Regions from separate parts of the Homo sapiens genome. Here region 2 is linked to region 1. The links are chromatin loops, found by intact Hi-C in ENCODE. Cell type or tissue: CD14-positive monocyte. All regions are shown on one strand. Each heading gives the region's core, and the rest is flanking DNA. Links, peaks and the distances in the headings are about the cores only.

Evidence for each region. A loop is a pair of places that touch in the nucleus more often than their neighbours do. Peaks named below come from ENCODE experiments on the same cell type or tissue, not always from the same donor. Only the 100,000 strongest peaks of a DNase experiment are listed, where the experiment ranks them.
Region 2: a loop joins it to region 1, with 2.7 times the contacts of the local background. A loop is called at or near these places in 3 of 110 quality-filtered maps.

The regions. Positions count from the first base shown.
Region 1 is chr2:239,600,954-239,612,141 of GRCh38, reverse strand. No RefSeq gene overlaps it. Among named protein-coding and RNA genes, the nearest start is that of LINC02991, 28 kb to the right of the region's middle. In CD14-positive monocyte, for the core only: no CTCF peak of the experiment used is centred there; DNase peaks (open chromatin) are centred at 5,191, 5,601 and 5,961; H3K4me3 peaks cover 3,411 bases; H3K27ac peaks cover 5,557 bases.
Region 2 is chr2:239,654,765-239,665,952 of GRCh38, reverse strand. It overlaps LOC105373966 (a long non-coding RNA gene), which reads right to left and starts at 9,545. Exons shown (of 3, transcript XR_924055.3): 1 at 9,214-9,545; 2 at 7,331-7,482; 3 at 3,548-5,265. RefSeq lists an enhancer at 4,969-5,468. In CD14-positive monocyte, for the core only: no CTCF peak of the experiment used is centred there; DNase peaks (open chromatin) are centred at 6,362 and 9,602; H3K4me3 peaks cover 1,865 bases; H3K27ac peaks cover 2,214 bases; H3K27me3 peaks cover 333 bases.

The DNA of each region.
Region 1 (11,188 bases), core at 2,126-10,125:
TTCATGTTGGGACCACAGTTGATCTTCATCCTCTCCTCCTCTGGCATCCACACTGAAGCCCCCTCCCTCAGCAGTCACCAGAGTGACCCTGCCCTTCATTCCTGCAGGACTGAGCCCTTGGTGGCTATACCTTGCTTAGGCCAGGGAGCCACACATATCCATTCAGAGTGAGGAAGTGAAAGGGAGTCCCTGGAGGGACCAGGAGCATCACCTGGGCTCACAGGGATGCAAATCCTCCGGCCTCCTTCTGCCCACCAGGTGCCATTACCCCCACCAAGATGCTGCCTTGTGTGCCCCAACCATGAGGATTCCAAAGCTCCAGCAGCAGCTGGGACTGGCAGGGCAATGGGATCTTCGGTGTGACTGGTGGTGCAGTGGCATCCTCAGTGTGACTGGAGGTGTGATGGGATCCTCGGTGTGTCCCCAGCAAGCACACCCGTCAGTGAGCCCTCCAGTGATCACAGGAGTGATGGCGAACGGGCAGCTGCCCCTCCCACCCCAGGGCTCCTGGGTCTGCTCAGGGCCCCAGGTTTTCCTCAGGGCTGGGAGGTTTGCATGACAGACCTGCTATGGCTGAGAATGGCAAGCATGCATGCAAATGTTTCCAGAGCCTGATTCTCACAGTGACACCCTCAGGCTGCAGGGCTCAGTCTGGTCTGACCTGCAGAGACTGGGGCCTCTCTGTGCTGTCAAAGAACCCACTGGCTCCCAGACACACCTGGCAATGGCTCCGCCCCTCAGTTTTATTATGCTCCTGCAGGTGCCAAGACAGCTTGGTCCACCTGTCAGCTCCACTGCGCTTGTGGCTTCCTTCCTCCATCCAATGCCGGCATCGCTGTCCTGCCGCACTGTTCCCCACCATCAGGACACTTTCCCAGGTCCCAGCAGGGACTCTGTGGCTCTGAGGTATTACTCTGTGCGGGGACCTATCCATGAAACATTTGACACCTCAGCGCCTGCTGGCTGGAGTGAGATGGTCCCAGGTCTTCATGTCAATACCTGTCTTCTTGGTGCCACTAGTGTCAGTTTGTGTCCTCTGAGAAGCAGCTGTCAGATGGGATTTGCCATGTGGGTGATCCTGGGGTTAGGCCTGCCTCATCTCCCTCCATATCCAGCCAGTCAAGAGCTGGAAGCAGCCCTGGGTTGTGTGATCATGGTTGCAGCTGGGGTGCCGGGCACAGCAGCTGGGGCTGTCGGGGCCAAGGAGGCACACCCCGCCTCAATGTGACTGTACGAGCCCTTGTGGGGATGCACTGCTCCTGCTAACAGGTGAGTGGGAGCTGCTCACCAAGGAAACAGCAATCCTTCTCAGAGCCTGAGGGTCTCAGTGCCAGAAGTCCCTCAGGGTCCAAGAGTTCCAAGACTGCAGCTGACATCCAAAAGAATCCAGCTTCCTTGGCACATCACTAGCAAGGGCCCACCCTACCTGCTCACACCTGCCCAGAAGCACCCATCCCTCCTAAGCGGCCCCTCCTCCCTGCCTCCCTGCATCCACACCTGCAGCCTGGTCAGTGACAGTCTCCTGCCATGTCCACCCATCACCTCCACATCAAGGTCATTCTTCTCTGGGGGCTGTGCTGAGCAAGGAACTGAGGCTTCAGGGCCGATGGACCCCGGCTCACAGTCTCATTATTCCACCTTGACACCGTTATTTAAAGTCTCTAAAGCTTGGGGCTTATCTGTGAAACAGGACCAAAATCCAACCTTGCCGGGTTGTCAGGAGGCCTCGATGAAATGGAAGGGAGAAAGTTCACCCTCCTCTCGCTGGTCTTCTCTTTCCCCATGGAGAAGCCCAGTCCCTTCAAGGGCTCCTGTGACATCCCCCTACCCCTTTATCTATGGGGGAACCTATTCAGAACGTCCTTTCTCTAGCTGGGTTTTTTAGGGTGCCAGGCTCTGGCCATCTGGGCCCTGAGCACGACCGACACCTCGCACACTGTGAGCCCTACTCCTTGCCCCAGCTTCAAAGTCCCAGCGGAGCCTGCACCTCTGCCCCTGATGGCCCCCAATCCCTCGCGCCTCGCGGAGCACAGAGGAAGCTGGGTGCAGACATGCATCTCAAGGAGAAATCAATCAGACCCACTAGTGCCAGCCCAGTTTGCACTCTGGAAATTTATTAAACCCTTACATTATTCATTAGAAATCTCAATCCAGGTTCCATTGATTTGCGTGGTGTCTAGGAACCATGCCGAGCAGTTATTACAGAGAAGAGAATTGATGGCAACAGCTCCGTCTGCCAGCTGCTTGTCCACATCCGCTGCACCGTGGTTCTAGGTGTGAATGGGGTGAGAAGACGCGGCACGCACAGAAGACAGCAGGCGAGGCCGCGGTAAATGCCAAGCAGAGAGGGCACACTGCCTGCCGGCCAGAGGACTGGATATCACTGATCAGAAGAAATCTCAGGCCCGCCTCTCTGCCAGGGAAAGTCTCCTCCCGGGTCGTGCTCCTGCCCAGCCCTGCACCTGTATGTGGCTCCCTCAGGACGACCGCAGGAAGATATCATCACCTGGCATCAGGATATCATCATCTGGATTCAGGTGCCAGTGGAGCTTGGGGACCTCCTGCCTAAGAAGAGGGGAGGTGGATGGTTCCTGTGAAGGCTGCCATTGTTCTCAATGCAGATCAGCCCCCACAGCTCCAGGCCACCAGGAAGCTGAGTGCCGTGACTGCCTGGGGCCTGCGTCAGCTATTCCTCTCCCAGCCTCGCTTTTCCCACGCCTGGCTCACAGTGATCAGACTGTCCCTCATCCACCTGTCCCTCAGCCTTCTGGCGAGACTCCCACTTCACGCTGGCATGCATTAGACACCGAGAACAAGGCTGGGGCCGGGGCGGCACAGACGGGCCCTGCCCTGGGGAACCAGGCTGTCTCAGAGATCAATGTCCTGTTCCTCTCACTCACTCCCCCATTTGACTCATGATCACCATAAGCCCTGGACAATGGCCGTGATCATCACCAACCAACCCAGAGTTTCTGACTCAGCAATGCCCCAAAAGTCATGACTAGGTTGGTGCAAAAGTAAGTGTGATTTTTGCCATTATGTTCAACAGCAAAATCTACCATTACTTTTGCCCCAATCTAATAATAAAATGGTAGTGACCGGCTTTAGGTGGCAGAAAGCACGTGTGGCAGCAGCCCTGACAATACCCAGACAGGATGGGGGGCACCCACTCAGGGCACCGTGGCCAGCAGACTCATTGTCTGCCGCACGTGGCGCTGCGTGCGTCCTTCTCCGTGGAGAGGGCCCCTCAGGCAGTGACCGGGCGCGACACTGTTTCACTTGTGTGGGTTCCCGGCCCTGCTCCCCCAGCTCGCATGTGGCTGGTGGGCTCTGCAGCCGAAGCCCCGCCTGGTCTGGTCCTGGGGACCTTTATAGCTTTTCTGTGTCCAAGTGTTCTTTTCTATCTCATTGATTTTTGTCTTCAGGGCAGTGAAGCTTCATCGTAGTTTCATTGTCAATTTAGCATCTCCCCTCATGTATAATTAACACTTCTTCCCTGATTTCTCAGCGCTCTCAAAGACAGCATCGGCATGTCTACACCTCTCAACAGTTTTAAATTTTTTATTAAATATTAATAAGGAAATAAATACTCAAATGCCTGGCAGTTTATGTAGCATGTATTTTATTGTGTTCAAAATAAATGGGAAGTGTAAATCTTACTGATCAGAATTCTAAGGTCAGCTTTGAAGAGATTAGGGAAGTGACTTCTTGAAAAAAACGTTTTTTTCATCAATAACCACGCTTTCCCTGTTACCCTCCGGTGTTAATCTTTACAGATTAGCTTGTGTTGTTTTTATTTAGTAGCTGAATAGTTACAGATAGTCGCTCATTGCCAGGAGCAATCATGTGAAAAACTCCCTCTGCTGAAGTTGGGGAAAGAAAGCATGGGGCTGGGAGGAAGGAAGAGAAAGAAAGAGAAGAGACCAGAGGAAGAATGGAGAAAGGGAGTGTAAAGGGGGGGAAGGAAGGGAGGGAGGAGGGAGGAGAGACAGAGAGAGGGAGGAGGAAGGGACGCAGGGACACACGCGCAGACTTGAACGCACACCAGCACTCCCTCACGCCAGCCTCGGCCTCTGTCGGACGTCTCTCCTTCGACCTCCTAGGCTCCTCCGACGCAGGGTTGATCACCGCAGCGTGACCCTAGAAGCTGTTCTGACGGACAGCCACAGCCTCCTTGATTAATCTCCAGCCCTGCAGTTTCCTCACCCTCCTCCTGAGCCAGCTCACCCGACACGGTGGTCTGACGGGCCCGTCCAGGCCTCTCTGCAGCCAGCAGGCTGAGAACCAGCAACCTTCTCCCTGTCCTCACTCCTCTGTCTCTCTGTCCTTCCTCCCCAAGGCCCATCTCGTGGCTCAGCCCTCATGTCCATGTCCTGACCACACATTTGCACTCAGCTGCCTACCCCTCGCTGCCCCGTGCCTCTCGTCCTGGGCCCCAGTCCCACTCTGGGGCTCTCTCCTTTTGTCCCTCTGCACCTGAGCAGCTGCCCTTGTTGTCACAGTTGCTGCAATGCTGCCTCCAGTCCCCTCGCTCGTCCTTCACAGGTATGGCCCTCAGTCCATCTTTTGCTTCTTTTCTTGGTATCTGCTCTTTGGAGGACTCAAATGGACATGATGAGTGTGACCCTCACAGGAACCTCAATGCCATCCAACCACACCCCAAGACCAAGGACTTGCAAGGTGTGTCCTAAGGATGAGAAAAGCACACAAAGTGAGAGGAAGCCCCAGAAATGCACAGCACTGTGGTCCCTGTGTTGCATGCAAGTCCAGGCTCAGAGGACCCTCACCCAACAGTGCCCGTGGACTGGCACACGCAGGAGGCTTGCCATTGTCACATGAAGTATGACCACGTTACAACATGTGACTTTTTAAAAAATGTTTTTATTGTAAAATACACAACATAAAATGTACTATCTTAACTAATTTAAGTGCACAGTTCAGTTTCACTAAGTACATTGAAATTGTTGTGCAATCATCACTGCCATCCATCTCCAGAACTTCTAATCTTGCAAAACTACACCTCTGATTCCATTAAACGCTAACTCTGCATTCCCCTCCCCCCAGTCCCTGGTAGCTACCATTCTCCTTTCGGTCTCTGTGAATTTAACTACTCTAAGTACCTCATGTCAGTGGAATCATACAGTATTTGTCTTTCTGCCTCTGGCTTATTTCACTTAGCGTGATGTCCTCAAGGTTCTTCCTGTTTATGGCTGAATAATATTCCCTAGTGTGTAAATACCCCATTTTTTTGTATCCATTCATGGGTTGATGAACATGGGTTGCTTCTGTTTTTTAAGTCTTGTAAATAATGTTGCTAGGAACATGGGTGTACACATATTTCTTCGAGTTCCTGCTTTTAATTCTTTGGTGTATATACCTAGAAGTGAATTTTCTGGATCACATGATAATTCTATTTTTGATTTCTTGAGGACCTGTCATATTGGTGTCCGCAGCAGCTGCACCATTTTACATTCCCACTCTCACTGTCCAAGGGTTCCAGTTTCTCCACATCCTCACCAACACTGGTTACTTTCTGGTTTTTGATAGTAGCCGACCTAATGGGTATGAGGTGGTATCTCACCGCATGTTGGATTTACATTTCTCTGATGATTAATGACGTTGCGCATCTTTTCATGTGCTGATTGACCATTTGTGTATCTTCTTTGGAGAAATGTCTATTCAAGGATGTGTGATATCTTCAGGTTAGTTTGTCAACTGTACCTAAGAAATATGTAAATATCTGAAAAAATGCAAATATGTATTTATTGTTACCATTTGTTGCTTTTATAATTGTTTTAAGTCTTAATTAAGACTATTTTTTAAATGTGTACTTTAACATTCTTAGCTAAATTAGGGAAGTAAAATTTGTATCATTATTTTTAGCTCTACTACGTGATTGTGCAATCAGTTTCACTGGACATTTGTCAAGGAAGGAGACTCCTTTTTGAAATGCAGCGGAAATGGCCAACCAAATGTCAGTGATGAAAGTGATGCCAAAAGAAGAAAGCCACGAGTGGGGCAGGTTGCTCAGAGCTATGATCCTTCATGCATTGAGCTCAGTGTTGCAGCCATCATTGACGGGGAAGTGCTAAAACCACGTTCTGTTATTTGTGGAAATGTAGGAGTAGCTAAAGAACCAGTGAAACTATCAAAGCTTAAGTGGTGGTTATATACAAAGCATGGAAAAATGCAAAAACAAAGCGTGTTCTTTGAAAGAATAAGAAGCTGAGAGATGTTCAATATTTTACACATAGACCTTAGTGCTTTCTGAGTTTCTTACAAAGCAGCATTTTGAGTCGCGAAAACCAAATAAAATCACCGACGCACTAAGGAAAGATGGCATCAGAGATGTTTTCAGGAAAACGTGGACAGAATCCATGACAAGGAAGGCGGCTCAAGTACCACTTCCCAACGATGCCAAAGATCAATATATGCATGAACTGGCTGGTGGTATAGAAGACCAATCCACAGAGCAAGTAAAGCTAGCAAAATATTTCTCATTAAAATTCGACGATAACACAAATATTGCTAGCATGGCAATTCTTTGAGCCTGTATGTGATTTGAACTTGATATGAAGGAAGAAATTTTTTTCAGCTTCATTGCCAACAAATACAACTAGCTTTAAACTGTATAAAACTATGAAGGATTGAATTGTCAACAAATATGGCTTGGAGTAGGAGCTTAATTTAAGGAGCTAACGCTGGGATCTAAATCAGCACACTGCTTCCTTCATCAAGAAAGTCTTGCTTTAGGAAAAAAAAAAAAACCCCACTGAACTAGATTATGCTTAGGAGCAAAGTAAAAATTATGTGTTTTGCAGTAGTTGGGCATGGTATACTTATATTACAATATGTATTATTTTAAGGCTGTGTGTTAATGTTGAACTTTATCTCTTTGTAACGATAGAAGGTTGATTAAGAACAACTGTTATTACAAGCTGAAGTGCAATGGTAATGAGAAGATCTTTGTCTAGATTGTCTGACATATAGATTGATCTCTTAATACTTCTGAAAGATAAGAAACCAATTAAGTGCCAATGATTTAAATATTTGTACAGCCAAACTTGCTTATTTGTATGACACCTTTGGGATTTTAAATATTTTTTCCAGCAAAGAAGAAATACAACACATTTGGCAACTAAGAGTTGAAGGCAAATGCAAAAGTTAAAAGCTTGGAAGAATAAAGTTTCTTCAATTATTGTGACATAATTTCTACTACTTAACAACAACCGTCAATGAAGTACGACGTGATCATGATATTTCACATCCACGAAAAAAAGTTATCATCCAATGACTGAGAAGTTTGATAGAACTTTCTGAATTTTGCTTTCTACCAGAAGAGGTCGATGCATAAGAAATTCATGGACCCAGAGTCCATTTCCTTCATGGAAAGATGTTTCAAATGTAACTAAAAATCTACAGAATAAATTGTGAAACTAGCTAATGATGAAGGATTCAGTATGGATTTTGAAAATACATTATTTTCTTTATTTTGGATAAAAGTTTAAGATGAATATTCCATATATGCTGAAAGTGCTTTAAAATCTCTTCTGTTATTTCCATCAACATGCATTTTTGAGGCTCATTTCTGTTTATGTTATTAAAACAAGACACTTAAACAGTTTAATATACATCATTCCCTATGAGCAGTATATCATCACCAGCATAGACTAAGTAAATATACAATTCTTAAAACCTGAGCTCATTTGCTGTATTCAAAGCCATTAATGTTGGCATACATAGGTTTGTTCATAGATGTTTGTATTAGTTATCTGTGGCTGTGTAACAAATTACCCCCCAGAAATTAGTAGCTTAAAACAACAAACATTTCTTCTTGTGCAGTTTCCCAGGTCAGGAATCTGGATGCAGCTAAGTTTGGGGCCTCTCCCAAGGCTACAGGCAAGCGCTGGCCATGGTTGTGTCTCATCTGAAGGCTCAAGTGAAGGAGGAGCTGCTCCAAGCTCACTCATGTGGTGGTCAGAGGATTCAGTTCCTTGGGCTGTTGGACCAAGGACCCCGGTTTCTCCCTGGGCTTCCCCCAGGCTGCAGAATGTCCTGAAGGAGAGGGAAGTGGTCTGTGCTCTGAGGACCCCTCCCTGGAACAGTGTCTTCTGGTTAGAAGGCAGCAGTGAGGGGCTCCTTCCAGAGGCGACCTGGAGCCTAGAGCAGAATGAAGCAGCAGAGTGAGCGCATGGAGGCCTGTGGGGCAGGTGCAAAGGCCCCGTGGCAGGCACATGCTTGGCTGTGGAGCCTGAGGATGGACTCCACAGCTGGAGGCTTCACTCAGATCTTTGCCACATGGGCCTGTCCGGAGGGCAGCTCACAGCATGGTAGATGGTTCCCATCAGAGGTAGCAGCAAGACCAGAGCCAGAATCCTCCCATAACCTAGTTACAGAAGTGGCATTCCATCGCATTTGTCATATTCTAGTCCTTACAAGCAAGTAGTCCAGGCAACACTTGGAGAGAGGGATTGCCCAAGAACGTGAATGCCAGGAGGTGGGGACCCTTACACGATCTCAGAGGCTGCTGGCCACACCTTTTAACAAGGAGAAATGCTGAATTCGCTTTTAACTTCCTGTTCAGTGACAGAGAGTGACAAGAGTGACTCTATATTTATCACAGACCTGCACACTTTCAATAATTTATTATAGAAACAACATAATTTATTTCTTTTTCTCTGTATTGTCTTGGTTTAATATTCATGAAGATGTGGTTTTATACCTGTCGAATCTAATAATAAAAACAATTGGGGCTGATCTGCTTTTTTATTTGATTTCTCTAGTGATTGACTGTATGTTATGAAAGCAGGCTCCCTGCCCCAGGTGCACGGTGAGGTGTGGGAGCTCCGGGGAAAGGCCCCTGTGCTGGTGGCTGGAGCCGCCCATTCCCCGAATGGTGGCCGTAAAGCTCTCGTGGGGTATGGGTCGGGTCAAGCCATGCTCCACTCAGAGCCCTCGGTGGCTGTCGCCTTCTTGCTTGGAATACCATCCCCAGCCGCCTCTCAGATCTCCCAGGCCCTGCAGTGTGGCCCTGACTCCTCCCTACTTTCCCTCCTCGGCAGCCACAACGCCTGTCCTCAGACTCCACAGCCAAGCATGCGCCTGCCACGGGGCCTCTGCCCCTGCCCCCAGGCCTCCGTGGGCTCACGCTGCGGCTTCATTCTGCTCTGGGCTCACAGGTCCCCTCTGGAGGGAGCCCCTCACTGCTGCATCTAACAGGAAGACCTTGTCCCAGGGAGGGTGCTGGAACAGAGGCTGAGGGAGCCCCTCACTGCTGCATCTAACAGGAAGGCCTCGTCCCAGGGAGGGTGCTGGACCACAGGCTGAGGGAGCCCCTCGCCACTGTGTCTAACAGGAAGACCTTGTCCCAGGGAGGGTGCTGGACCACAGGCTGAGGGAGCCCCTCACCGCTGCGTCTAACAGGAAGGCCTCGTCCCAGGGAGGGTGCTGGAACACAGGCTGCTGCCCTTTCCTTCGGGATGCTCTGCAGCCTGCACTGGGCCTCTCTGCTCTTTGCTTACTGCCCAGCGTCGCTTCCACGCAGACTGGAATGTGATTTTGTGGGTGGTTTGCTGCTGCATGCCGGGGCCTGGGTAGGGCTGGGACACGGCGGGTGTTGCCTGAACACCTCAGAATGAAGGAGCAGTGAGGAAGGGCTGAGTCTGGGAACCAGCTCTGCTGTGGAGTTGTCTAAGGAAGCTCCGTTATGCAAAACGCCTCATTGAGGGACCACACCCTCCCCAGCCACACACCACAAAAGGCTCCTGTTCAAGGGTGTGAACACCTTTATAACATCAGCTGAAAGATGACTGACAACTGAAAGCCAATGGCAGAACAGCACACGGCCTCTCAGGAAGCAACTCGGAAGAGTCGCGGTGCTTGGGATTCAGAGACACTGACAGGGCCAGGGAAGGAGGGGACCTGTGTGACGAAGCTTGTCCTGAGCTCTAGTCTCTGCCCCCAAAGACCCTGAGACACAGCGTCATCATGTGTCATGGCTTTAGGACATCCAGTGTCCCTCCCCCAAGTTCAAAGACCCCAGGGAGAGCCAGGGGGCCCAGGAGGGACCAGAGGAACAGGGAGCCGGGAGGAGGCCAGGAAGGCCAGAGGGTAAATGGGAAGGGTCTGGAGTCCTGGGCGTCCTGGGACCAGCCATCTGAGGGTGGCTGGCTGGCTGCAGCTGGTTTTAAAGATTTAGTGGACAACTGGAGAAACCCCAGTGTGTGGGTAGAAGCTAACCTCTGGGCAGCATCCTCCAAGAAGCGTCTCAACTATCTCAGTGTCTGCGATGTTGCAGATCAGAGAGCCACCGAGCTACTTCTAAGCTTGGTACCAGAGGAGCCAAAGCAGCCACGGGGCCGAAGTCTCCCGGCAGCACCCCTGTCTGCTCCTGACGGGATAACTGGACCCACAAAAGGCTTTGTTGCTGCGGTTCCCCACGGTGGTTTCCTATTGTGGAGGAAACAGGCTCAGGTCAGGAGATCCAAACAGTCAAAGGACCCAGTCCTCCTAGCAGGGCTCCCTGAAGGGCGCGCAGCAAGTCAGACGCTGTGAAAATCCAAACTGACAAAGGACAGAGGCCGGGGTGGGGAAGCAGGCAGGAGCTGGTCCTTTGCCTCACAAAAGGGCACCTGCAGGGGAGAGGCCTGCCCTGCAGTGGGACTTTCTTGTTTGGGGAACAATGAGGTGACCCGGGGGAGTCTAGGCAGAGCAGGTGGGGACAGGCAGCCTGGCCTTGAAAGGCTCAGGTCCAGGGAACCAGCCAGAAGCCGAGATCAAGGACCTCTGAGCCCCGACAGTGCCCCCACTCACCTGGTGGAGACTGGATTCATGCAGGGCTTTGCAGACTCTGGGGCACTGGGGCCTGTGAGCCACACAGTTTGCAGCTGTGCTGGCGGGAGCTTGAGAGGGTGGGAGGGCTCTGCAGGTGAGGAAACTGAGGCTGGTAGGGCAGAGAGGCTTCCCTGTGCCAAGCCTTGCCCAGCGCTCCAGAGCTGCGTGGGGCTGGGACACCTACAGCCTGGTAGCCTAAGAACTGAAATCTGAAAAATGTAAGTTTTATATAAAACAAGTAGATTATGGCGAATACAAAATCCACATGCATCTTTGAAGTCCAGTGTGAGGTTCAGAGAAAGGCTTGGAAGCTGCAGGCCACATGGACCCAGCCCAGATCCCAGGTCCCTGTGCT
Region 2 (11,188 bases), core at 1,655-9,654, 54 kb before region 1:
AAGTTCAAGTGATCCTCCTGCCTCAGCCTCCCAAACAGCTGGGATTACAGGCTCACACAACAACGCCGAGCTAATCTTTTTGTATTTTTAGTACAGATGAGGTTTTGCCATGTTGGCCAGGGTAGTCTTGACCTCCTGACCTCAGGGGATCCACCCACCTCAGCCCCTCAAAGTGCTGGGATTATAGGCGTGAGCCACCGCGCCCAGCCCCCAAGACAAGCTTTCTTAGGGCTGTGCTGCAGCCACCCACTCCTCCTTCCATCCTCCTCCTCACCCCGCCCCTTCACAGGGGCCACCCTGTGGGGTCTCCGAGACCCTGCCCACCCACTCCTCCTTCCATCCTCCTCCTCACCCCGCCCCTTCACAGGGGCCACCCTGTGGGGTCTCCGAGACCCTGCCCACCCACTCCTCCTTCCATCCTCCTCCTCACCCCGCCCCTTCACAGGGGCCACCCTGTGGGGTCTCCGAGACCCTGCCCACCCACTCCTCCTTCCATCCTCCTCCTCACCCCGCCCCTTCACAGGGGCCACCCTGTGGGGTCTCCGAGACCCTGCCCACCCACTCCTCCTTCCATCCTCCTCCTCACCCCGCCCCTTCACAGGGGCCACCCTGTGGGGTCTCCGAGACCCTGCCCACCCACTCCTGTCCTCGAAGGCCTCTCCCCAGTAGATCCCAGGCAGGTCGACTGAAGCCTTGATGGCCACTTCTCGGGGGACTTGACCTGCTTTGCCACTTCCTGCTCAGCTTCCCAGGACTCTGTCTCCAGTGTAACAAATACCCTATATTAAATCCCTCCGTTGCAAATGCCTAGAATGTTTCTGTCTTCCTGCCTGAACCCTGACTGCTCATCACAGACCAAAATAATGGCTGCCTGCATGACCACCGGGAGGTAGAAATGAAATTATTTCTAGAGGTTCTCTGTCAATCACAACAATAAAAACAGCTATTATTGAGCACTCCCGAAGTTCAGGCCCCTGTCTGAATGTTTTCCGTGTGTTAACTCATTCCATTCTCGTGGTAATCCTAAGAGGGGGGATGGTGATTGTCTTCATTTTACAGATGGGAGACATAAAGCACAAAGAAGTAAGTTCACTTGCCTCAGGTTACACAGTAGGGAGCAGAAGGAGGCATGGCCCACATATTCTCCTGCACCGGCCTCCCCACCATTACCATTTCCCAAACACGTAAGACACTTACCTCCATACTTGATGTGTAGTCACAAACATCCAGTGGGCTCCTGTGGCCCTGATACAGGCCCAGCCAGTGTCCTCCAGTCCTCCCACACACCCAGGCATGGCACAGCAGTGACACACATAACCGGGGCACAGGGGACAGTTCCATCATGATGCTTCAGCCCTGGCCATTCCTACTTTCATCACAGAGGCCACCTCCCCCCATCACACTCACCAGGAGGTGGCAGAGGGGTCTCCAGCCTGGGCTGGAAGAAGGTCACACCCTGCTGTTCCCTACCACTCAAGAAGGCCACTTTGTCCTGGCCTTTGCCAAAGCGGGCTCAGGCCCCCAGGCCCCCAGACCCCCACCCCTCGCTTCCCTTGCCATCCTCAGGCTGCTCTGTTCCCTCTCAACCCTGGGGTGTCCCTCTACCTGGAACTAAAGGGGATCCCCTATCTGGGCCTCCTGGCTCATCCTTCTTTGGGACCCTCCTTACATGAAAAGCTATGAGAAGAGCTTATTCATTCATTCATTAAAAAAAAAAAAAAAATGGGCCAAGCCCACAGCTGGGTCCCGTGGACGAAATTGACTCAGAACTCAGAGTCTGGTGGCAAAGACAGGGTGGCAGACACCATCGGTGCAGGAGGTCACTGGAGAGCATCTGTCCACATCAGTCCTTCATGGACCTCTGCCTGGGGCTTTTTCTGGCCCAGAAAAGTAAGTGTCCCAGACTCCTAATACTTTGGGGAGATGAATTCCAGGTGGGTCCTACACAGTCCTCAGAAGGGGTTGGTGGGGCTGAGTAACACTTGTCCTCAGGAGAGTCCGTCTTATTCATTCACACATTGTGTCTTTTCTTTTCTCCCTGTCTCAGTCCCCTAAATAAACTGCCTGTACGCAAGTCCTGTCTCAGGACCTACTTTCAGGAAAACCCAAACTGAGACAATAGACAAGTTCAACGTTGGTGACATTAGGATGTTGGGGTGAGACCGGCCCAGTAGACACAAATGCAAGGCCCCTGTCCCGGGGACTGTGAGGCTGAAGGGATCCTCGTTTCCTGCACATCCCACTGCACCTCCCTTAGTCACATTGGAAAGATGGGCTGGCAGGGGGATGACCTGCCCCCGCCCAGGAGTAGACGCTGGCCTTAAATTCCTGTATCCTGCTACCCCAAGCAGAGCCAGGCTGGCTGTGTCAGCCAAGCCCAGCTGCAAACCAAGAGCCAGCCTCAGACCCCAGCTCTGTTCATGGAAGCTCCCTGAGACCCAGGAAGGAGAGGAGAGATTGTCCTGACCTCGCTCACTCAGGGGCAACCTCGGGATCCCCTGGGAGAGCCCCTCCACCCTCCCAAACAAGCAGTCTGTCAGGTGAAACCACACACTGCTGCTGCTGATGTGTAGATCACCCAACCCTTCAGCCCTTCCCCTTCTTTGGGGACCCTCCTTTCATGAGAACCTATGAGAAGAGCTCATTTATTCATTCATTTTAAAAAATTCCTCTGCTTGAGCCTTCCTCAGGAGTGTTGTCGCCAGAGGCACCCCCAGTCCAGAGGGAATCCAGCTTCCCAGTCTCAAACCTGCCACCTGTCCAAAAGTTAGAGTTACATTTACATAAATCGGGGGTTGTTTTGATCCAAAGTACCCATTTTTCATCCCATCTCTTTGCCTTCATTTCAGTAGTCAGGGTTGTCAGGAATGTGCTCAGTTATTCAGATTTGCAAACACTATAATAAACACAGGGCGAGCCGTCCGTGGACGTTGTCTGCCTTCTTGTTTCGTTCCACGGTTGGCTGGAGAGCAGGGCAGTGATGTGAAGGCTCCGGGGGGGGCTCCAGCTTCACCACTAACTGGCTGCGTGTCTGGGGCAGGTTAATTATGCACCCAGTGCCTCGTCTTTCTTTTTTGTAGAAAAGATAATGATGCCTGTCAGTCTCAAAAGGGCATGCAAGTGTGCTGGACACAGGGCCCACGCTCTGGCACATAGCAGGTGTTTGACAAAGTCATCTTAGCAGAGACACAGACTCCACCAGCGAATAACCCAGGACCAAGGAAGGATTTTGTTTTTTGGTTCTCTCTCAAGTTCTGCTGTATCTGCAGAGACCAAGTAACAGCCTGAGGCTGATAAGAAAAGTGTTGAGTGATGACAATGAGATGACACGTCCTAGATGCTGCAGCAATGAAAGTCCCTTGGCGTGTGTTGGGTGTAAGCTGAGTCCCTCAGGAAAGGCACAGGAAATGGAGGAGCAGAGTGGAGAGGGAGTGAGCTGGCACAAGAGGATGGGCTTTGGGGAGCGAGAAAAACAAGTCAAGACGCCTTTCAGGAGTCTTTCTGCAGGAAGCACCACACCCACCGCCTCCCTGCCCCTTTAAAAATACTCCCGAAAGATACATTGTATCTTAAGGTGTATGAAACAGATCACAAGTTTGTCCCAATAGGCAGAGACTGTGCCACATGGAGCGCTAAGATTTGTTTGGGTTTCACTGACTATTATTTTTCTTTGATAATAAAGAAACTGGACATTTTCACGGTGAGTCCCACAGTGGGGGTTGGAGCATCTGGGAGTTAGTACCTTTTAGCCAGGGATTTAGCTGTGGCATGCATCCTCCAGCTGACAGTAAGTGAAAGGCTTAACTCAAGAAGAGAAAGGACATCGGTGACGGGCAGGCAGGTGGGGGCTCTGCGGTGCTGCGAGGGTGCTGCCAGGATGCTGCCAGCTCCTGGGGCCACAGTGTGGGTATCTACCTGGTTTCTTCGGCAAACAAAGCATCTGACCCTGTCCTCTTCAAGCATCTGGTCAGCATCAACAGGGTACTATAAACACATTGTCACAGTGTATCAGGAAGGAGGGCGGGATTCAGAGGCTGTCAGACTTTTGTTTCTTACAGTGAAAGATTCGAAGATGCAGACAGCATTACTCACAGCATACAAACCCAGATCCACGCAGGGTCCAGCTGCTTTCAGGTGGCGGATATGCCAAACCCCCCATTTTGGTACAGCCAGAGAGGTATGTTTACCTGATCTACCTCATGCAGCCTTTGAATGCTAAACATTGGACATTGTGACAATGAACTTCCCCACAGAATCTGATTAGAAAGAACAAACAAGGGCAAAGGAAGGGGCTAGGGAATGCTTAGCACATGCCCTGTACTAAGCCCTGAGGAAGCCCTGGGAAGGAGACAGAAGAACCCGACGCGGCTGCTGCCTTAGAAGTTCCTCCAGCCCCATAAAAATCATAGCTAATTAGTATAGTGCAGATTGTGGTCAAATACCACAAACAAACACTCCTGAGGAGGCAGGTCAGAAAGGCTTTCTGAAGAGGGAGGTTCAAGGCGAGCCTTGACTGTCAAGCAGAAAGTGAGAGGCAGAGATGAAGGAGTGGCTCACGCTGGTCAGAGGAGAGGCAGAAAGCCATCAGAACACTGAAGAAATCTCACTGTAACTTTCTTATTTTAGTAGACACCACAAAGAGAATCACGTTGCTGTAAAAAAAAAAAATTGAAGTTTTTCCTAGACTCCTTGCAACATAAGGACCCTAAAGTAATCAGTGACCCTTGCATCCATATTGGGCCATTAAAACTGTTGACTTCTTTATTCCTAAATTGATGCCATTTGAATTCAAAGCATAAAGGCACCGACCTAAAATGTGATGATTATTAAAAGTTCCATGGCTCATCGCTGACACCCTCAGCTAATTTTATTTTTGGTAATTGCGTCAATCCAGCTTCAACTCTTCCTGTTCTAAACTTGTTCCGTGCCTTATGTTTTACAAAGCACTGTCTCACACATGCCTGCTTTGACTTCATGCCCACAACAGCATCGAGTGAAAGAATTTGAAACAGAGAGCGGCAAACTGGGGAATGCACGGCGTCCCCACAAATGGCACATGTGGACTCAACCCCGAGTCCCCGTTTCTTGGTCCAGCATGAAGTGTCTCATCAGCCACCTCCAGCTTCTTCTTCCACCGCTGGTCTCGGGGGGGAACCCAACAGACTCACATTTCATGTGAAAGGAATTTCTGCGGATATGGAAAAAGCAATGGCGGATCTCCACCCTTGAAACTCCAACAGTCTATGGTAGCGATGAGATCCAAACCTGCGAATATTTAGATCATAACAAGGTTACTAACAATGCCGCCTCACACCAGAGGGTGTCTCGTCGGTACTTGACAAATGAATCACCTAGGAGCTTCTCCGTAGGTGGCCAGGTGGAGAGGTGACTCAAGGCTGGGTGGCGAAGCCGGCTCTGGACTGGTGCCCGCCTCTGATGAGGGAGGCAGAGGGAGGTGTCTCAGGTGGGGAGGGCTGGAGCTCAGCATGGATTCAGGACAGCAGGAGGAGGGGCAGTGAGCCCCGCAGTGGGGAGCAGAGTGGGGAACTGAGTGAGGAACAGCTGGGGCCAACCCCAGAGTCACAGAAGTGGCCTAGTGTGGCTCCACCTAGTCTGGGGGGCGGGCGGGGGGTTGCTGGACATTTACTGAGATGGAGCTCAGCAATGTTTTATGAGAAAGAACCTAACACGATGTGGGGCTCAGCAATGTTTTAGGAGAAAGAACCTACCCCGACGGTGTTGGAGCCTGCGTGGGAGGGGCGGGGGAGGACCAGGCAGTGGGGGAGGAGTCACCGCGCCAGCCGGGCCTGGACCAGAGTGGGGGCTGTGTGAAGGGAAAGGCAGGGCGTGGTGGAATAGATACAGTGACAAAACCCTCCACACAACTGCCCCACTACCAATTGACCCAGACGCAAGTTTAGGGCGGAGGCAGGGGTGTGGTCAGTCAGCTTCGAGGCCCCACACAAGGATTCTATTGAGAGAAATCAAACAGAAAACGTGAGGCCAGGCCAGGCGCGGTGGCTCACACCTGTAATCCCAGCACTATGGGAGGCCGAGGCGGGCTGATCATCTGATGTCAGGAGTTCCAGACCAGCCTGACCAACATGGCGAAACCCTGTCTCTACTAAAAATACAAAAATTAGCTGGGCGTGGTGGCAGGTGCCTGTAATCCCAGCTACTCAGGAGGCTGAGGCAGGAGAATAGCTTGAACCTGGGAGGCAGAGGTTGCAGTGAGCCGAGATTGCGCCACTGCACTCCAGCCTGGGAGACGAGAGTGCAACTCAAAAAAAAAAAAAAAAAAAAAAAAAGGAAGGAAGGAAGGAGGGAGGGAGGGAGGGTGAGGCCAGATAGGGTCACAGTCTGGCTGGATGACAAGAAGTTCTGGTTTAGAAAGAAGGGACGAGGGACAAGTGGTGTGGCTCACCAGAGTCCAGGCCTGAGGTGCAGGCAAGTGAACATGTGGGCTCCCAGGGGCACAGAGGAGAGCAGAGGAAGGGGAAGGTGTGAGGGACACAGAAGACAGGAGGGAGGGGAGGGATGGGAGCAGCGGAGAGCAGGGAGGGGAGAGACGGGAGCGGCGGAGAGGAGGGAGGGTAGGAAGGAGAGCAGAGGAGAGGAGGGAGGGAAGGCATGGGAGCCTAGGAGTGGAGGGAGGGGTGGGAATGGAGCAGAGGAGAGGAGGGAAGGGAGGGAAGGGGAGCAGAGGAGAGGAGGGAGGGGACGGAAGGGGAGCAGAGGAGAGGAGGGAGGGGAGGGAAGGGGAGCAGAGGAGAGGAGGGAGGGGAGGGAAGGGGAGCAGAGGAGAGGAGGGAGGGAAGGCATGGGAGCCTAGGAGTGGAGGGAGGGGTGGGAATGGAGCAGAGGAGAGGAGGGAAGGGACGGAAGGGGAGCAGAGGAGAGGAGGGAGGGGACGGAAGGGGAGCAGAGGAGAGGAGGGAGGGGAGGGAAGGGGAGCAGAGGAGAGGAGGGAGGGAAGGCATGGGAGCCTAGGAGTGGAGGGAGGGGTGGGAATGGAGCAGAGGAGAGGAGGGAAGGGAGGGAAGGGGAGCAGAGGAGAGGAGGGAGGGGACGGAAGGGGAGCAGAGGAGAGGAGGGAGGGGAGGGAAGGGGAGCAGAGGAGAGGAGGGAGGGAAGGCATGGGAGCCTAGGAGTGGAGGGAGGGGTGGGAATGGAGCAGAGGAGAGGAGGGAAGGGACGGAAGGGGAGCAGAGGAGAGGAGGGAGGGGACGGAAGGGGAGCAGAGGAGAGGAGGGAGGGGAGGGAAGGGGAGCAGAGGAGAGGAGGAGAGGAGGGAGGGGAGGGAAGGGGAGCAGAGAGAGCCAATACTAACCCTGGGCAGTAACAGCATCCAAGCTAGAGGGAAGAACGGCCTTTGGCAGAAGTCCGGGGGAATGGCCAGCGGTCTTTAGTGGAGGTTCAGGACTGCACCAGTAGGGCCTAAGGAAAGAGCTTAAGGAAGCCCACAGTCCTAACAGTGGCTGGCTGGGGACATAGAGAAGGCCACGAGAGTTGGAAGAAATAGCCAGAAATGATGACAGAAAGTCATTGGTTGGCTCAAAGAGAGTAGTTTCTGTAAAAATATTTTTTAATGAAAAGAAGAAGCCAGATACAAAAGGTTCAAAAGAGAAGGAGATGGTGAAGTCAAGGCCATGAGAGTGGGGCAGACACAAGAGGGGACGGGGCGGGGGTCGGGGGGCAAAGGCAGAAACGAGAGCACCTCTGAGACCCTTGCGGGCAGGGTGCCAGGCAGGTCTGTTGGCCTAAGGGAGAGGGCACTGTGGGGCTGGCAGGGCCCGTCAGAGTTGCACTGCATTCCTCCAAATGTCAGGGCCCCCATGCACCTGCCTTGATCTGACATTGAATGTGACCATCCAGGAAGGCAATGAAAAACACACTTCCACAGAACTGTGCCAGGACAGTGAAAACCTCTCCAACAAAAACTTCTCCCTGATGCCACAGGAAATTAAAAACCCCTTTGAAACAAATACTGCAAGAAGAGATGCAAAAAAAAAAATTCATCTTCAAGAGACAAAAAAAAAAAAAAGTTCTGGAGCCCAGACAAAGAAATGGAAGAGAAAGTTAAGAATATGCAGAAATAAAAGCTTCAGTAGAGAAAACAAAGAACAGATGCTGCTAAAACCAGAAATAGGCAAAGATAGAGCAAAACACAAGGAAAAACGTTAAAATGATGAGAAAGAAAACAATAGATCTGGAAGACAGGCAAAAAAAGGACATAACATGTTCATACATGATATTCCCAAAGCAGAGAACAAAACAAAGAGAACAAAAAAAAAAAATTAAAAATGCAAAGATAGAATAGAAGAAAACTAGAATAAAAGAAGGCTTGAATCCGCGTGGTGAAGGGGAACACTATATCTCAAGAAAAAATTTTACAGAATAAACACATTTTTGTAAAATCACAGGGTTTCAAGAATAAATTATTCTATGAACTCCAGGAAAGAAAAAAAGTGAAGATTCAGTTGGCACCAGAGGATGGAGAAGCCTAAATTTGTATTTTCTTCATGTCTACAGAGCATCTCCCCAAAGTGTTGCTCAAATGTAGAGAAAACAGACAGACATTCTCTAACATCCAAAGACTTCAGGAATGGCACCTGTGAGCTCAATTTGAGAAAACAACCTGACAAACTCCAGACAAGCAAGAGACAAAAAAGACATTAAGTAATGATGATACACTAAATTTAAATCCAGAACTATGGCTAAACTTCTACATAAATATTATTTACAGAGTAAAATTAATTTTATAAATTTCTCAATGAAGAAATAATGATATAACAACAACAACCAAAAAAAAAAAAAAAGGAGGTAAGGTGGGAAACAGATACTTAAAACTATCTCCTAGATACTTAAACTGATATATCAAGTATAGTTTGAGCATCTTTAATTTGAAAACCTAGAATCCGAGACGCTTCAAAATCTGAAACTTTCTGAGCACTGACATGAGGCCACAAGTGTAAAATTTCACACCTGACTTCATGTGATGGGTCACAGTCAAAACACAGGTGCACAACCGTTTATTCAGCATTCCCCAGGGGAAAAAGACCCTCCATCCACTTTCAGTGGTGATATATCTTCTCTGCACACACCCAGATTACCCCACACAAGCACGTCCTCAAAGGGTAAGAAAATGGCATGTGTGCAGGCTGGACATGCCAACAGCGGGTTCCCAAATGTCCCACGTAAGCCAAAACCTACCTGCATGACTCACTGTTTTGTTTTGTTTTTTCTTATTCTCTGCTCTGTGGTGTAAAGATATTGCTGGAAATATTAAAAAGGGCTACAGATACCCCTTTGGGCAAACGTAATAAGAAAAAGACAAAGCATTGATTTATGGCACAGAAAGTCCAGCTGTTGGGGAAATAGGACCACAGCTTAAGTGTGAAATGTCTTAGAAAAGAGCGTGGTGTTGGAATGACCACCATACGTGACCTGAAGAAACAGAAGGACAGACTGTTGAAGTTTTATGACAAAAGTGATGAGCAAAAGCTAGTGACAAATGGGAAAACACTACGTAAAGCTAAAAATAAAGATCGGGTTTGTGTATTGAAAGAGAGGATCTGTCAACATCACAATGAACACACATGCCACTTAATGCCATGCTGATTATGAAACAAGCAGAGACCTGTCACAATGAACTGAAATTAAAGGGAACTGTCCAACAGTTACATTGCAGAAATTTAAGAAAAGACACAGCGCTATTTTATTTTCATTTTTATTTTTTGAGGCAGGGTCTCACTCTTGCCAGGCTGGAGTGCAGTGGCGTGATCTCGGCTCACTGCAACCTTTGCCTCCTGGGTTCAAGCAATTCTTCTGCCTCAGCCTCCCAAGTAGCTGGGATTACAGGCACCTGCCACCATGCCTGGCTAATTTTTGTATTTTTAGTAGAGACGGGGTTTCACCATGTTGGCCAGTCTGGTCTGGAACTCCTGACCTTGTGATCCACCTGCCTCGGCCTCCCAAAGTGCTGGGATTACAGGTGTGAACCACCACGTCCGGCCACAGTGCTAAATTTTTAAAGGTTTATGGTGATAAATCATCTGCTGGTCATGAAGCAAAAAAAAAAAAAAATTCACTGATGACCTGATGAATTTGCCAAGGCCATCACTAGTGAAAATCTGATGCTCAGAAAAAGTCTATAATGTTGATAAAACATTACTGTTCTGGTGTTATTTCCAGAGAAATACACGGACTACCGCTGATGACACAGCTCCTACAGGAGGGACAGAAAGACTTTGCTGGGATTTGCAAATGCAGCAGCCATGTGTACGTGTAAGCTTGCTGTGATAGGCAAGAGCCTGCATCCTTATTATTTTTAAGGAGTGAATTTCTTACCAGTTCATATTTTGCTAACAGAAATGCATGGATCACCAGGAACATCTTTTCTGATTGGTTTCATAAACATTTTGTACCAGTGGCTCATGCTCACTGCAGGGAAGCTGGACTGGATAATTGCAAGATTTTGTTATTCCTTAACAATTGTTTTGCTCATCCTTCAGCTGAAATTCTCATAAAAAATAATGTTTATGCCAAGTACTTTCCCACAAGCATGACTTCACTAATTCAGCCACATGACCAAGGTATCCTTAGATTAATGAAGAATAAATAGAAAATCACTTTCTTAAGGAGCATGCTAGCAGCAGTAAACAGATGTGTGTGTGGGGAAGGTTTTCGAAAGGAATTTAGCATGAAGGCTGTTGTTATATGCTGTTGCCAACCTGGAACACAGTGACCAAAGACACAGTCATGCATGCCTGGCACAGCCTCTGGTGTGTAACTACGTTCAGTGATGATGATGAACAAGGTGGTGACTTTGAAGGATTCCATATGTCAAGTGAGAAAAAGATGATGTCTGACCTTCTTACAGATGCAAGAAATATACCTACACAGTCCATCGGCAAGCGAGAAGAAGTGGATTCCAATAAGTCTTTAACATTCATAATGAGGCTTCAGTTGTGCATTCATCGACCAACGATGAAACAGACAAAAGTTCTGAGTCAAGGTGATGATGATAATAGTGATGCTGAGGATGACGTTGTTAACACTGCAGAAAGGGTGCCTACAGGTGCCATGGCGAGAGTGTGTGTTGGGCTTTTTGAACGACTAGAGCAACATGAATTCATAACAGAGCAAGAAATCATGGCAGTTTATAAAATCCTAGAGAGACTTCTAA